Linked DNA regions of Homo sapiens: regions 1 and 2 are each linked to region 3. The links are chromatin contacts, found by Hi-C or POLR2A ChIA-PET in ENCODE. All regions are on one chromosome and are shown on one strand. The core of a region is the stretch at or near the end of the contact, and the rest is flanking DNA. Distances in the headings are between cores, read along the strand shown.

What was found. A loop is a pair of places that touch in the nucleus more often than their neighbours do. ChIA-PET counts read pairs that join two places held with the same protein, here RNA polymerase II (POLR2A). Pooled maps may share reads with other maps.
Region 1: a pooled map shows a loop between it and region 3 (3-fold over the local background). The contact joins the promoter of LKAAEAR1 here to the promoter of RTEL1 in region 3. A Hi-C loop is called at or near these places in 1 of 37 single-sample maps with no recorded cell type and 9 of 50 pooled maps. POLR2A ChIA-PET finds 5 or more read pairs at or near these places in 3 of 52 experiments (CD4-positive, alpha-beta memory T cell, Caco-2 and activated CD8-positive, alpha-beta T cell).
Region 2: a loop to region 3 is called in a map of CD8-positive, alpha-beta T cell, with 15 times the contacts of the local background. The contact joins the promoter of TCEA2 here to the promoter of RTEL1 in region 3. A Hi-C loop is called at or near these places in 5 of 168 maps with a recorded cell type or tissue (B cell, CD4-positive, alpha-beta T cell, CD4-positive, alpha-beta memory T cell and 2 more), 9 of 37 single-sample maps with no recorded cell type and 18 of 50 pooled maps. POLR2A ChIA-PET finds 5 or more read pairs at or near these places in 6 of 52 experiments (CD4-positive, alpha-beta memory T cell, Caco-2, HepG2 and 3 more).

What each region holds. Positions count from the first base shown.
Region 1 is chr20:64,081,954-64,085,820 of GRCh38, reverse strand. LKAAEAR1 (LKAAEAR motif containing 1) reads left to right here and starts at 1,423. Exons shown (of 3, transcript NM_001353425.2): 1 at 1,423-2,003; 2 at 2,116-2,238; 3 at 2,327-2,445. The coding sequence starts at 1,602. The coding sequence ends at 2,386. All of the region lies in intron 1 of OPRL1 (opioid related nociceptin receptor 1), which reads right to left. RefSeq lists silencers at 2,011-2,090, 2,271-2,330.
Region 2 is chr20:64,061,569-64,065,371 of GRCh38, reverse strand. TCEA2 (transcription elongation factor A2) reads right to left here and starts at 2,174. Exons shown (of 10, transcript NM_003195.6): 1 at 1,988-2,174. The coding sequence starts at 2,059. RefSeq lists a silencer at 1,914-2,273 and enhancers at 2,604-2,653, 2,664-2,793.
Region 3 is chr20:63,656,846-63,660,897 of GRCh38, reverse strand. RTEL1 (regulator of telomere elongation helicase 1) reads right to left here and starts at 2,586. Exons shown (of 35, transcript NM_001283009.2): 1 at 2,432-2,586; 2 at 1,394-1,665. The coding sequence starts at 1,495. It overlaps RTEL1-TNFRSF6B (RTEL1-TNFRSF6B readthrough (NMD candidate)), which reads right to left and starts at 3,088. Exons shown (of 38, transcript NR_037882.1): 1 at 2,432-3,088; 2 at 1,394-1,665. RefSeq lists enhancers at 1,962-2,011, 2,162-2,231, 2,352-2,511, 2,532-2,621, 2,652-2,891.

The DNA.
Region 1 (3,867 bases), core at 174-2,673, 430 kb before region 3:
GAACACCCAACAGCCTCCTGCCAAAAGGCCAGAAGCTCAGCTAAGACCCTGCTCCTCAGCTGGGACAGCCCTACTCCCAAACTCACAGGTTCCAAACTCCCAGCAAGGTGTCCCAGCGGCAGGTCTGTGAATATAGAGAGAGTACAGACATCTCGTGGAAGTAATAGATACGTAACAGATTGGACTTTTTGCACTAATTTTTGCCTAATTTAAACTGTGGAATAAGCACGTGAATTAGGAAATTCTAGAACACACTTATGAGTGCCTGAAGAAATTATAAAATGATTAAGTAGTTAATTGAGAATTAGTTACAAAACAAAGGAATGCACAAATAGATTTCCAAAATCTAGTATCTAGGACCCAAGATCCCAAGACACAGTGTTCAGCAAAACCCAGCTCTAGTCCTGGGGACACCAGGACCCCTGAGACCCCAAACTTGCCCTAGAAGAGGTGAGGGGTCCTGAGTTCTGCCCCATTATCCCTTTCTGTGAACACCAGTGGCTGGGGCCAGAGCCCCCTGGCCATCAGAAGGGAATGGGCCTTAACCACAAAGGTCTCCTCATAGCCGAGGGCCCCACCCACAAAACTAACCCCAAAGACCCCTCAAGCCAGGAACCTGGGCCCACAACCCCTAGGATGGCGCGTCTGCGGCCGCCTGGAAAGGACGCTCACCCAAGCTGGAGAAGCCGGCTCTATGCCTCTATGCCCCAATGACCCCTATGAGGGGCGCGTCCACGCCCAGACTCTAACCCAGGGCCCTCCGGAGGGGACCCTGCCCCCCGCCACGACCCGCCCCACCTGGTCGAGGGAGGGGCAGGACTCCCGGTTGCTGGGCAACCGCGTCAACAAGCCCAAAGAGTCTGGGCTACGGCGGAGGTTCTTCCGACCAGAGAAGGCAGCAAGCAGGGGGTGTAGGGACCAAGAGGTGGGGGCTGGGCCTCGGCTGCAGGAGCTAAGGAGGGGCGGGGGCGTTAGCCGCCGCTGGGGCTGGCCGTGGCTCTGCCTCTGGCACAGCGAGCCCAGCCCTGGCTGGACAAGGTGGCAGCTGTAGGCTGGGGCCGGGAAGGGAGGAGCCAGCTGGGCTTTTGGACCCTCCCTCCTCTGTCACCTGCCCTCTAGGCTCTGCTCCCCACAACCATCTAGGCCTCGAAGGGCAAGAGCGAGCTGTCTGGTGGGAGACCCTGACTGTCGGGGACCGCAGACATAGGGGCACAACGAAGGTCCCCCAGGCGTCACCTAGAGCTCTCCATGTGGCAGGGCCTGAGATCAACCCAGTGGGGTCTCAGCATTTTCTCAATTCAAACAGAACAGTCCATCGGGTAGGAAAGATATTTCCTACAACTGAGTTGATCAGAAAGTCCTAGTTGACTGCAGGACTGAGCAGGATCAGCCGATGGCAGAGCTGCTGGGGACGTGCGCTTGGGAGAGGGAGAGCGCCTGGGCAAAGCTCAGAGGCTGGGGGTGCGGAACTCAAAACCGACTGCGGAGAGCCCAGCGGGCGGGAGCTGGGGCGCACGTTGGGGCCCTGCCGAGGGGCGGGCAGGGCCCGGTGCCAGCCCCGGCACCGACGGGACGCCCTCCTCCCTCCGCAGGGCGGGAGGATGCCGCCGCCAGCGAAGGAGGGCGGGCGCAAGGGCCCGCGGGAGCGAAGCGGGAAGAGCGCGCCAGGCACGGCGCAGGGTGAGGAGCGTGCCAAGGGGGCGCCCGCGACAGAGCCCCCCAAGCCGGGCTGGGCCCTGACGCCGCAGGGACTGGCGGCCATGCTCCCTGCGCAGCGCCACCGCCATCTGCTCTTCGGCGACCTGCTGGAGGACGTGGGCGCGGCGGCCTCCACCTTCCCGTGCGGGTCGGTGGAACCGGGGTACCGCATGCCCGACCCGCGCCCGTGGACGCAGTCGCTCGAGCTGCCCGCCGAGCGCCAGAACCGGCTCCTCGGCGTCCTCAAGGCAGCGGAGGCCCGCGGGCGAGTCCGCGCCCTGCGGCTGCGCTACACCCGCATGCGGGTGAGGCGAGGGGGTCGGAGGGCAGAGGGGGCGCACCGGGAGCGTTGAGCGGAGCCGGCCGGGGCGGGGCGGGGCGGGGCTCGGCGCGCGCTCAGCTACCCGGGCCCCGCAGGCCGAGGAGATCGCGCTGCTCATCCAGCGGCAGAAGTCCGCGCGCGCCGCCATCCGGCTGGAGCTGTTCCTGCCGCCGCAGCTGAAGCCCGCGCGGATCCCGGACCCCCTGGACCGCCAAGAGGTGCAGACAAGCCCCGGTAGGGGCGGGGAAAGGGGAGGGGCCCTGCCCGCCTCCGCACACGCCGGACCCCAGCCTCTCTCCCCGGCAGCGGAGGCGCGTGGAGACCATCCTGGAGGAGAACGTGGATGGCACCATCTTCCCGCGGTGACGGCGACTGAGAGTGTGCGACGCGCCCCAGCCTCCCACATAAAGTTATAATTCTCCGAAGGCTCGCTGGTCTTTTTGCTGCCACTCCCCAGGACCCCGAGGGAAGCGGGGAGTATGGACGCTGCCTCTCCCATGCACCTCACAGACATCAGGGTACAGAGAGTGGGGCCTCTCCCAAAAAAGTGGGGAGACGCAAGTGGGTGGGTGTGAAAGTAACAGGTCAGGGACACGCCTACCCCTAATCCCGATCTGCCCCCCACTGGCAACCTGGCGTTCTGTGGGTCTATGGGAGGCCCCCAGTCTTGGGGAGGACGGAGAAAGAGCCTGTTTCAGCAGAAGTCACCCCCAGATGTAAGGGTAGCCTCAGGCTGCAGTGGTCTCGAGTGCGAGTCATCCCACCAGGGGGCCAGGGAGAGGGCAGTGCTGTGGGCAGCGGAAGTGACCTAAGCTGGCCTTTGAAGAAGCAGCAGCTGTGCCCAAGAGGACCAAGAGACTGGGCAAGGGGAACCCCTGCGGCCCCCAGACAAAAATCCCACCCTCTGGCCTTCCTTTCCATCCTGAATAGCCTCCTGTGACCCCTTTAATGCCCCATGCCACACCCCCACACCCACCCCCCCACACACACACACCCCACACACACTCACGCATGCAGTACAAAAGGAAGCCACCCCTGTCCCATTCTGACAAACAGGCCCACGACCTACAAAATCCCTGGACTCTGAAAAGCCCCGAGGTTTCTGGGCAGACCTTACTTTTCTCCCCGACGTGAGCTCTTTGCAGACGCTGGGGCTTCCCTAGGCCCCCGCTTCCTTTTCCTCCCTCCCAGCCCCCTGCCCAGCAGGCTGCACAGAAGCGGGACCGCAGGAACTCAGACAAACCGCTCCTCCTGCTAGGGGGCTCCAGCTGACTGGAAGGAGGGGCAGAGGTCAGAACTGGGGTCCAGAAGGGATCCTGCTCCATGGCAGCCAGTGTTTCTCCCCAGCCCCGGCCAGGGGGTGGAGCCCTGCGCACTCGCCCCTCAGCCAGCCCTTCTCCCCGTGCACCGAGCACTTTACTCTTTCTGGGCTGTTGCTGCCCTTGGCCTTGACCCAAGCCCAGACTGTATACAGAGCTCAGAAGTCAGCTGACAAGGAGGGGACAGAGAGATGGCAGGAGGGGTTTCAGGAAGGGAAGGGTAGAGAGGAAGGAGGCCAGGGAGAAGGGGCTTGAGCAGGGGCAGACAGACAGGGAAGGGAGGCAGTCTGTCCAGGAGTGGCAGCCACTCACACCCTGATGTGCTTGTGACATGTGATGACAGCCAGCCCTGGTGTCGTCTGGCCAAACTCCCTGCAGCCTGGACCCCAGGATTCTGTGTCTTGGGGATTGACTGAGTGCCTAGAATGAGTTCATCTACTGGGAGAATCACATATTATTTCACCATTTCTCTGAGACTCCATTTCTTTATCTTTAAAATAAGGGTCTTGGTGCAGTACCCCACAGCAG
Region 2 (3,803 bases), core at 925-3,424, 400 kb before region 3:
CACAGGCCATGGGAGGGGCTTGTCCCACCTACCGCCCGCACAACCCCAGCAATCCGGGTGGCATAGTCTGCTCACGCTGCAGCCCCTCCTGAGCCCTCCCAGGCAGGCCCTGCCTCTTGGGCTGTACAGAGTCCAGCCTTGAGGTGATAGCCAGAGCCAAGGCCACTGTCCCCTGAAAGCCCTGCACCTGCTTACGTGGCTCTCAGTGGGCTCAGGTCCAGAGGCAAAAAAACCCCCACACCTGGCCCCCAGGTCCCCGAGGGGACCTCAGGCACTGGGACCCCCAGGAGGCTCTGCTGGCTCCCACTCCCCACTGCACAGCGCCCGCCTCCCCTCCTCATTCTCCCCTGGGGCTTCTACTCAAGCTGTTCTTCCACCAGAAACCCCCCATCAGTTCTGCCCAGCCCCACCCAGCCCTCCCCTGGCTCCATGACCCATCTTTGCTTCTCCCACCTACAGCTTTTATCGTTTGTGTTTTGTCTCCTTTAAGAAGGGGAACAACTCCATTCTCGGGTCATCTCTGGAAACAGCTATGAATGGTTCGCAGACCCCTACTTTGTGCTGACCAGTTTTCCGGGGTGTGTGTGAACGCAATGATGGGGGTGCTGCACCCAGCAGGAATGAGTGGGAGCCCACCCCTTCCCAGGGCAGACCCCAGTCCAGAACGCTGGTCACAGGAACCCAGACTCAACCCTGCTCAGCCCAAAAAGCTTCCCCCAAACCCCCACTGCAGTCACACAGCCCTGGGGTGGCTGCACAAATCACCCAAAGCCCATGACTCAGCCACCTTCACCGCCCTGGGCTGGCCTGGCAGACACACAGCTGGCCCTGCCCCAGGAGTTCACAGTCTGGGTGGGAAAGCACAGGTCACGTTTATTGAGCCAGCCAGGAGCTCCAAATGACCTGCGGCCAGACCCCTCCCCACCCCCCAGGAGGCAGGCAGCATCCTCTAAAGATGCTTCTGTGGGAGGGTGCAGAGGTTGCCAAGGTCATGACGCTGGAACTGGACCCCCACTGACCTGGCCCCTTCAAAGTCCTCACACACAGCCTCCTCCAAAGTCTCGCTGTGGCCGCAAGACAACAGAGGCCCAGGCCGCAGTGAACAGAGCCGGCCAGAGGCTCCAGCGCCCAGACACTCCCAGAGGAGGCTTGCCCGACCTCCTGGCTCTTATATAAGCACACCGGCTCTTTTCGGAGGGTGTCCACATAACTACCCACAACCCAAGTTGCTGCGGGCTAAGTCCTGGCTAAAGAAGGGAGAGAATTTATTAGAGAAACCTGGTTCTTGTGGGGTGGGGACAGACAGGGAAGAAAATGGGCCCACAGGCAAGACAGGTATCTGGCTGGCCTGTGAAGGAGGATGACAAGGGCTGGGAAGAGGCAGGGGAGGCACGGAAGCTCCAGAAGAAAAGGGGATCCAACCTCAGACTCCAAACTGTTGCCGGCGACAAATGCTATGGGAGACGGAGGGTGACAAACGCTGTAAGAGACGGAGCGTGGGAGAGGGCTGAGTTGGGGGGCGGGGCTCGGCCTGTGAGGATGCCCAGGCCGGGATGGAGGAAGGCAAGGGGCTGGCGCGGCCCGCAGAGGAGGCCCGAACACCCCGGGGGCTCCGAGAGGCGGGACAGGGCCAAGGAAGGAGTCGACGGGCCAGGCTGGGGGTCTGGAGTTAAGGGACAGGGAAGGGTGCGGAGCCTGTGACTGCGGGCGAGGGAGGGGTCTGAGTCCAGAGCGGGTGGCTCTCCCGGGACAAGGTCCAGGCCTGATCGCGGCCTCTGCCGGGGTTGCGGGAGTGAACGGCAGGGCTGGCCCGGGGCAGGGGTCTCGGCCACGGGTGGGGGTCTCCCCTGCGTCCCGGTTAGTCTCTGCCGGGGAGGGGTCTCGTCCTGCCCCTCAGGTCGTCTTCCGGCCCTAACGGGGGTCGGCGGGCTCGACGGGGTCTCGGCGGGGCGGGGTTCCCGGGGTCCTGGCGGCCCGCGCCCCTCACCGCGCTCTTCTTGGTCACCATCTTGTCCAGCCTCCGGGCGATCCGCGCAATCTCCTCTTCCTTGCCCATCATCGCCTCAGGAGCAGCGACCCCCGCGCCCGTCGCGCCCGCCTCCGCAGCCGGGCAGGACCCCGGCCCCGGCCGTCGCCACCTCCCACACCCGCCGCAGCCGACGCAGCCCCGCCGCGGACGACAGACCCCCGGTTCAAACCCTCGGCCCCGCGGCCGCGCGCGGCATCCTAGGATGCGTAGTCCACGCGCCCGCCTGCCGCGCCCGCCGCGCCCGCGCTCTGGACCACAACTCCCAGGCGCCACGCGGCGCGCACAGCCTCCTGGGAAGTGTAGTCCTGACCCACCGTCGCCAGTGACTCGTGATCCCACAATACCCCGCGAGGGAGGCGCCCCGGGCACGCCCCTCCCAGAGCTCAGACATCCCGGAGCGACCGGGCCCCAGGAGGCCCAGGAATCTGCTCCCTTCTCTCCTCCTGCTTCGGGCCTTGCTGTCCCGCGGCGTCCTTCGGTGGGTGGCTCAGGACCCAGTGCCCTCAGCCCTTCTCTTGGGCCCCGCTGAGCCCTGCGCGCGCCCCACTTGGCCTAGAAGGCCGTCCCCAGCCTCCCAGAGCCCAGTTTGGGTCATTCGGGCTTCTGAGTAGAGTTACTTCTTCAAGAGGCCCGCGCACACTGGGAGGCCTCTTGTGGGGCCCTGCAGGTGTGAGCGCGCGGTAGCTGGACGTGGCGTCTGGAAGGGGCCATTGCTGGGGTTCGCGAAGTGCGGGGGCCTCTGCCGAGGCTGCGTGGGCAAGGCCCCTGCCTGCAAAGTCAGCTACCAGGGAGCAGATTCTGGGCTCTGCACGTTGACCACTGTGTCTCAGTCTCCCCACCTGTGAAACTGGAGTTAAGTGTCCGCCTCACAGGGCTCCCGTCAAGATGATGTCAGCTGATTCACATCACATGCCTGAGAACAGAGAGGGGATGGAGCATGACAATTAGTGTTCATTGACATTGTTGTTGGAGGTCCCTAGGTAGGGCCAGACTGCAGGCAGCCAGAGAGATGGCCCAGGCCTAGGGAGGGTTGAGGACGGGGACAGGTGCAGGGCCAGCATCCCCACCACTGCCTGGCAGCTCCCCAGTAATGCAGATGCTGGGTGGTTTCCTGGAGAGGGCACAATCCTGGGGGAGGGTGTGGATCAAGGAGCCTGTAGTCATTCAAGTTCAGGCCAACGAACTATGAGGCCAGGTGGCAGGTGGAATGGGCTGAGCATTTCTTGGGCTGTCTGTGGCACTAATCACATATAACTGAGCTTCCCCGCAGCCAAAATGAAAAGGAAAATATGGTCAGTTAAGAGACTCATCTTAGCCGGGCAATAGTGGCTCATGCCTGTAATCCCAGCGCTTTGGGAGGCCCAGGCGGGTGGATCACCTGAGGTCAGGAGTTCGAGACCAGCCTGGCCAATATGGTGAAACCCCGTCTCTACAAAGAATACAAAAACTAGCCAGGTGTGGTGCCGGGCACCTGTAATCTCAGCTACTTGGGAGGCTAAGGCAGGAGAATTGCTGGAACCCGGAAGGCGGAGGTTGCAGTGAGCCAAGATAGCACCATTGCACTCCAGCCCTGGCCAACAACAGCGAGACTCCGTCTCAAAAGAAAAAAAAAGAGAGAGAGAGACTCATCTTGGTTGGGCACAGTAGCTCACCCCTGTAATCCCACCACTTTGGGAGGCTGAGGTGGGCGGATTATCTGAGGTCAGGAGTTCCAGACCAGCCTGGCCAACATGGTGAAACCCTGTCTCTGCTAGAAATACAAAAATTAGACCGG
Region 3 (4,052 bases), core at 1,337-3,836:
AGGGGAAGGGTGTGAGCCGGGTACAAGAGGGCACCTCAAGGAACCCAGGAGAAGGCAACCTGCACCACTGCCACCTCCCTGCACCCCCGAGGTTCAAAGACCTTCCAAGTGAGGCTGGCCACCGGCTGCCCCTCTAATGGAAATGCTTCCTCCTGACCCGTGAATATCAGCTGCTCCTCAGAGAGGCCCCCAAGGCACTCCTAAGTCTGTCACCCTCAAGGACTGTAGGGAAAAGAGAGATCAGACTGTTACTGTGTCTATGTAGAAAGGGAAGACATAACACACTCCATTTTGACCTGTACCCTGAACAATTGCTTTGCCCTAAGATGCTGTTAATCTGTAACTTTGCCCCAGCCTTGAGCTCACAGAAACATGTGTTGTATGGAATCAAGGTTTAAGGGATCTAGAGCTGTGCAGAACGTGCCTTGTTAACAATATGTTTACAGGCAGTATGCTTGGTAAAAGTCATCGCCATTCTCCAGTCTCGATAAACCAGGGGCACGATGCACTGCGGAAAGCCGCAGGGACCTCTGCCCTGGAAAGCCGGGTATTGCCCAAGGTTTCTCTCCATGTGATAGTCTGAAATATGGCCTCGTGGGATGGGAAAGACCTGACAGTCCCCCAGCCCAACACCCGTGAAGGGTCTGTGCTGAGGATTAGTAAAAGAGGAAAGCCTCTTGCAGTCGAGATAGAGGAAGGCCACTGTCTCCTGCCTGCCCCTGGGAACTGAATGTTTCGGTATAAAACCCGATTGTACATTTGTTCAATTCTGAGATAGGAGAAAAGCCGCCCTGTGGCAGGAGGCGAGACATATTGGCAGCAATGCTGCTCTGTTACTCTTTACTCCACCGAGATGTTTGGGTGGAGAAAAGCATAAAACTAGCCTACGTGCACATCCAGGCATAGTACCTTCCCTTGAACTTATTTGTGACCCAGATTCCTTTGCTCACGTTTTCTTGCTGACCTTCTCCCCACTATCACCTTGCTGTCCTGCCGCATTCCTCTTGCTGAGATAGTGAAAATAGTAATTAATGAATACTGAGGAAACTCAGAGACTGGTGCCGGTGCAGGTCCTCTGTATGCTGAGCGCCGGTCCCCTGGGCCCACTTTTCTCTCTATACTTTGTCTCTGTGTCTTATTCATTTTCTCAGTCTCTCGTCCCGCCTGATGAGAAATACCCACAGGTGTGGAGGGGCCGGCCCCCTTCAAAGGACGATCGTTTTTACTTGTCAATCCTCTCTCTGACCCCACCTGGAACACCAGCCCTTTTTATGACAGACGCTGCCTCTGGCCCGGAGGGGCCTGGCTGGAATGGGCCGGGAGAGGGAAGCACACCCCGTCCTGGCTGAAGCTCCACCCACCCGCAGTCCTTTCCTCGGGGCCTGTGCTCTACCTGCTGCAGACATTCCAGGACCTTGGTCATGTACTCCTGTTGGCATTTGTAGGGCTGGAAAGGGAAGTCTACGGTCACACCATTCAGGACTATCTTGGGCATATCAGCCTGTTCTCAGAAGGGCACAGAGCGTGGCTGAGGGGCAGGCTATTCGGGTCTGTGCGAAAAAACCACTCCGAACATCTTAGGGTCTCGGGCACTCCTGGTAAGCGATGCGAGCATGTGCACTGGGACACAACGCTGTTCTCTTCGAGAATCCCTATGGCACAGACCTGGGAAAGACAGTAAGACTCTGTTTGTAGACAGCCTTTGTGGGTACCGGGCTACTTTCCCAGGCGTTTCCATCAGTCCCTCCTGCGGAGAGGGTTGGAGAGCAACCCTGGTATATCCCATCTCGAGGAGCTGGCGGGGCGAAGATGCGAAGTGGCTGGGCCTTGCCTTATCCTCCCGCCCCACAACTCCGTCCTTCTCTGGAAAAGACGCCCACAGTGCTGCAAGTTCCGCCTGCAGTAATTCCGCGACTTCCACAAGAGCGTGAGGGCTGAAGAGGCAAGCGGCACCCCTCCCGGCCTCACCAGGCGCAACGTCAGAGCGGAGGGTCTGAACCTCCGGCCCTGCCTCTCCAGCCCTCTGCCCTCCTGGCTGGCTGGAGTCCATTCCCCATCCGCCCGGGTGGGCAACCAGATGCAGCCAAAGTAGCGAAAGAGCATGCCGGGATGCCAACCCGTGCAGCCCTCAGCAAATCACTCAACTTCTCTAAGCCTCAATCCCGCCCGGGAACTGGGACTAACAGAACAGACGCGGACACACTGAATGTCGGCCCTTCCCTCCAGCCCCGGTCAAGGGCTCAGCCAACGCCGCGGCGCCAGCGCCACGAGCGCAGGAAACTACAGGTCCCAAAATGCAGCGCGGCCAATCCGCCGACCCGCGGCCCCGAGGGCGGCTTGGGGCCTGCCGGGAGCTGTAGTTTCGAAAAACCGCAACGCGCCTACGAGCCGCTCGGGTAAAAGAACCACTTGTAGGGTCACTGCGACTCACTGCTCACTTGTCTCCGCGGCGAACCTTCCAGAACCGGGGTCCCTCAGGAACTCAACCGACTCCAGTCGAGGGCCGCCACCCGTCCCCAGCTGTCAGCCAGCTCAGAGTTTTCGCGGGCAGAGGCGCGCAGTCGGCGCTGAGCCCACTGCACTTCCGCCCCCCACTTCCGGTCCGTTGCTTTGTGCTCCCGGCGGAAACTGTTCCCCCGCGGAGGGGGTCCGCCTGCTCTTCGGCTCCTCCAGGCCTACACGGCGTTTTGCGCGTTCTGTGTCCGGCTCCGCTGGCCAGTGAACCTCACTTCCATCGCCCACAGGCAGAAATCTGGGGTCCCGCCCGTCTCCTCCCTTGATGTCATTCCCCCACCAGGGTCTGCGTTCCACTACCGCCTCTCTAGGCCGAGCCACCACCATTGCCCGGAGAGCTGCACGGGCCTCCTCCCCAGAGGCATCTTTTTACTGCTCGAGTGTGAGCCGACCGCTTTCCTGAAAATTTGAAAACGGCTGCGCCTTGCCCAGGACCCGGCTCCTGAGAGCCCTGACCGCCCCCTCTCCTTCCTCTCCTGCGTTCCAGCTTCTGCTCGGCTCACTGTCCCGCAGTGGTCCCGGCGGGCCTCCCTGAGTCCCCAGCACCCGGCACTGGCTGGCAGCAGGGCTGACTCCAAGAGCGAGGCCCGCACCGTTCTGTGGGGTCAGCCCAGCGTCACGGATGTTTGTCTCAGGCGGCCCCAGCTCCCATGCCCCAGAAGGCCCCAGAAGGCCCCAGGAGGGAGTTGGCGCTGCGTGACCGCGCACGGCCGGCAGGCAGCACTTCTTCGTGGCTTCTTCATGGCTGTGTTTAATGTCCACTGACGGCACATGCGAATGCCATGCGTGCCCACGCTCCTGGGTGTGAGATAGTGCTCGGAGAAGCCCCAGCACTCACTGGCACCCAGCCCCATGTGCCTGTTGTGGTGAAGGAACTGCAGGCTGCCTATCTGAGACTCGGCAGGGAGTTGAAGATGAGGAGACCAGCCACACACACTCGTTGAATGAATGGGCACCAAGCACAAGTTTCAGTGCCCCCCATACATGCTGATATGGTTCGGCTCTGTGTCTCCACCCAAGTCTCACCTCGAATTGTAATCCCCACGTGTGGAGGGAGGGACCTGGAGGGAGGTGGTTGGATCATGCGGTCAGTTTCCTCCAGGCTGTTCTGACAGTGAGTGCTCAGGAGACCCGATGGTTTAAAAGTGGCAGTTTCCCCTTCTCTCTCTCTTTCTCCTGCCGCCATGTACGACCTGGGAACTGGGACTAACATAGACTTCACCTTCTGCCATGATTCTTTTTTCTTTGAGACAGAGTTTTGGCTTTTTGCCCAGGCTGGAGTGCAGTGGCACAATCTTGGCTCACTGCAACCTCCACCTCCTGGGTTCAAGTGATTCTCCTGCCTCAGCCTCTCAAGTAGCTGGGATTACAGGTGTGCACCACTAAGCCCGGCTAATTTTTTATATTTTTAGTAGAGATGGAGTTTGACCGTGTTGGCCAGGCAGGTCTTGAACTCCTGACCTCAGGTGATCCACCCGCCTCGGCCTCCCAAAGTGCTGGGATTACAGGCGTGAGCCACCGCGCCCAGCCAGATAAGT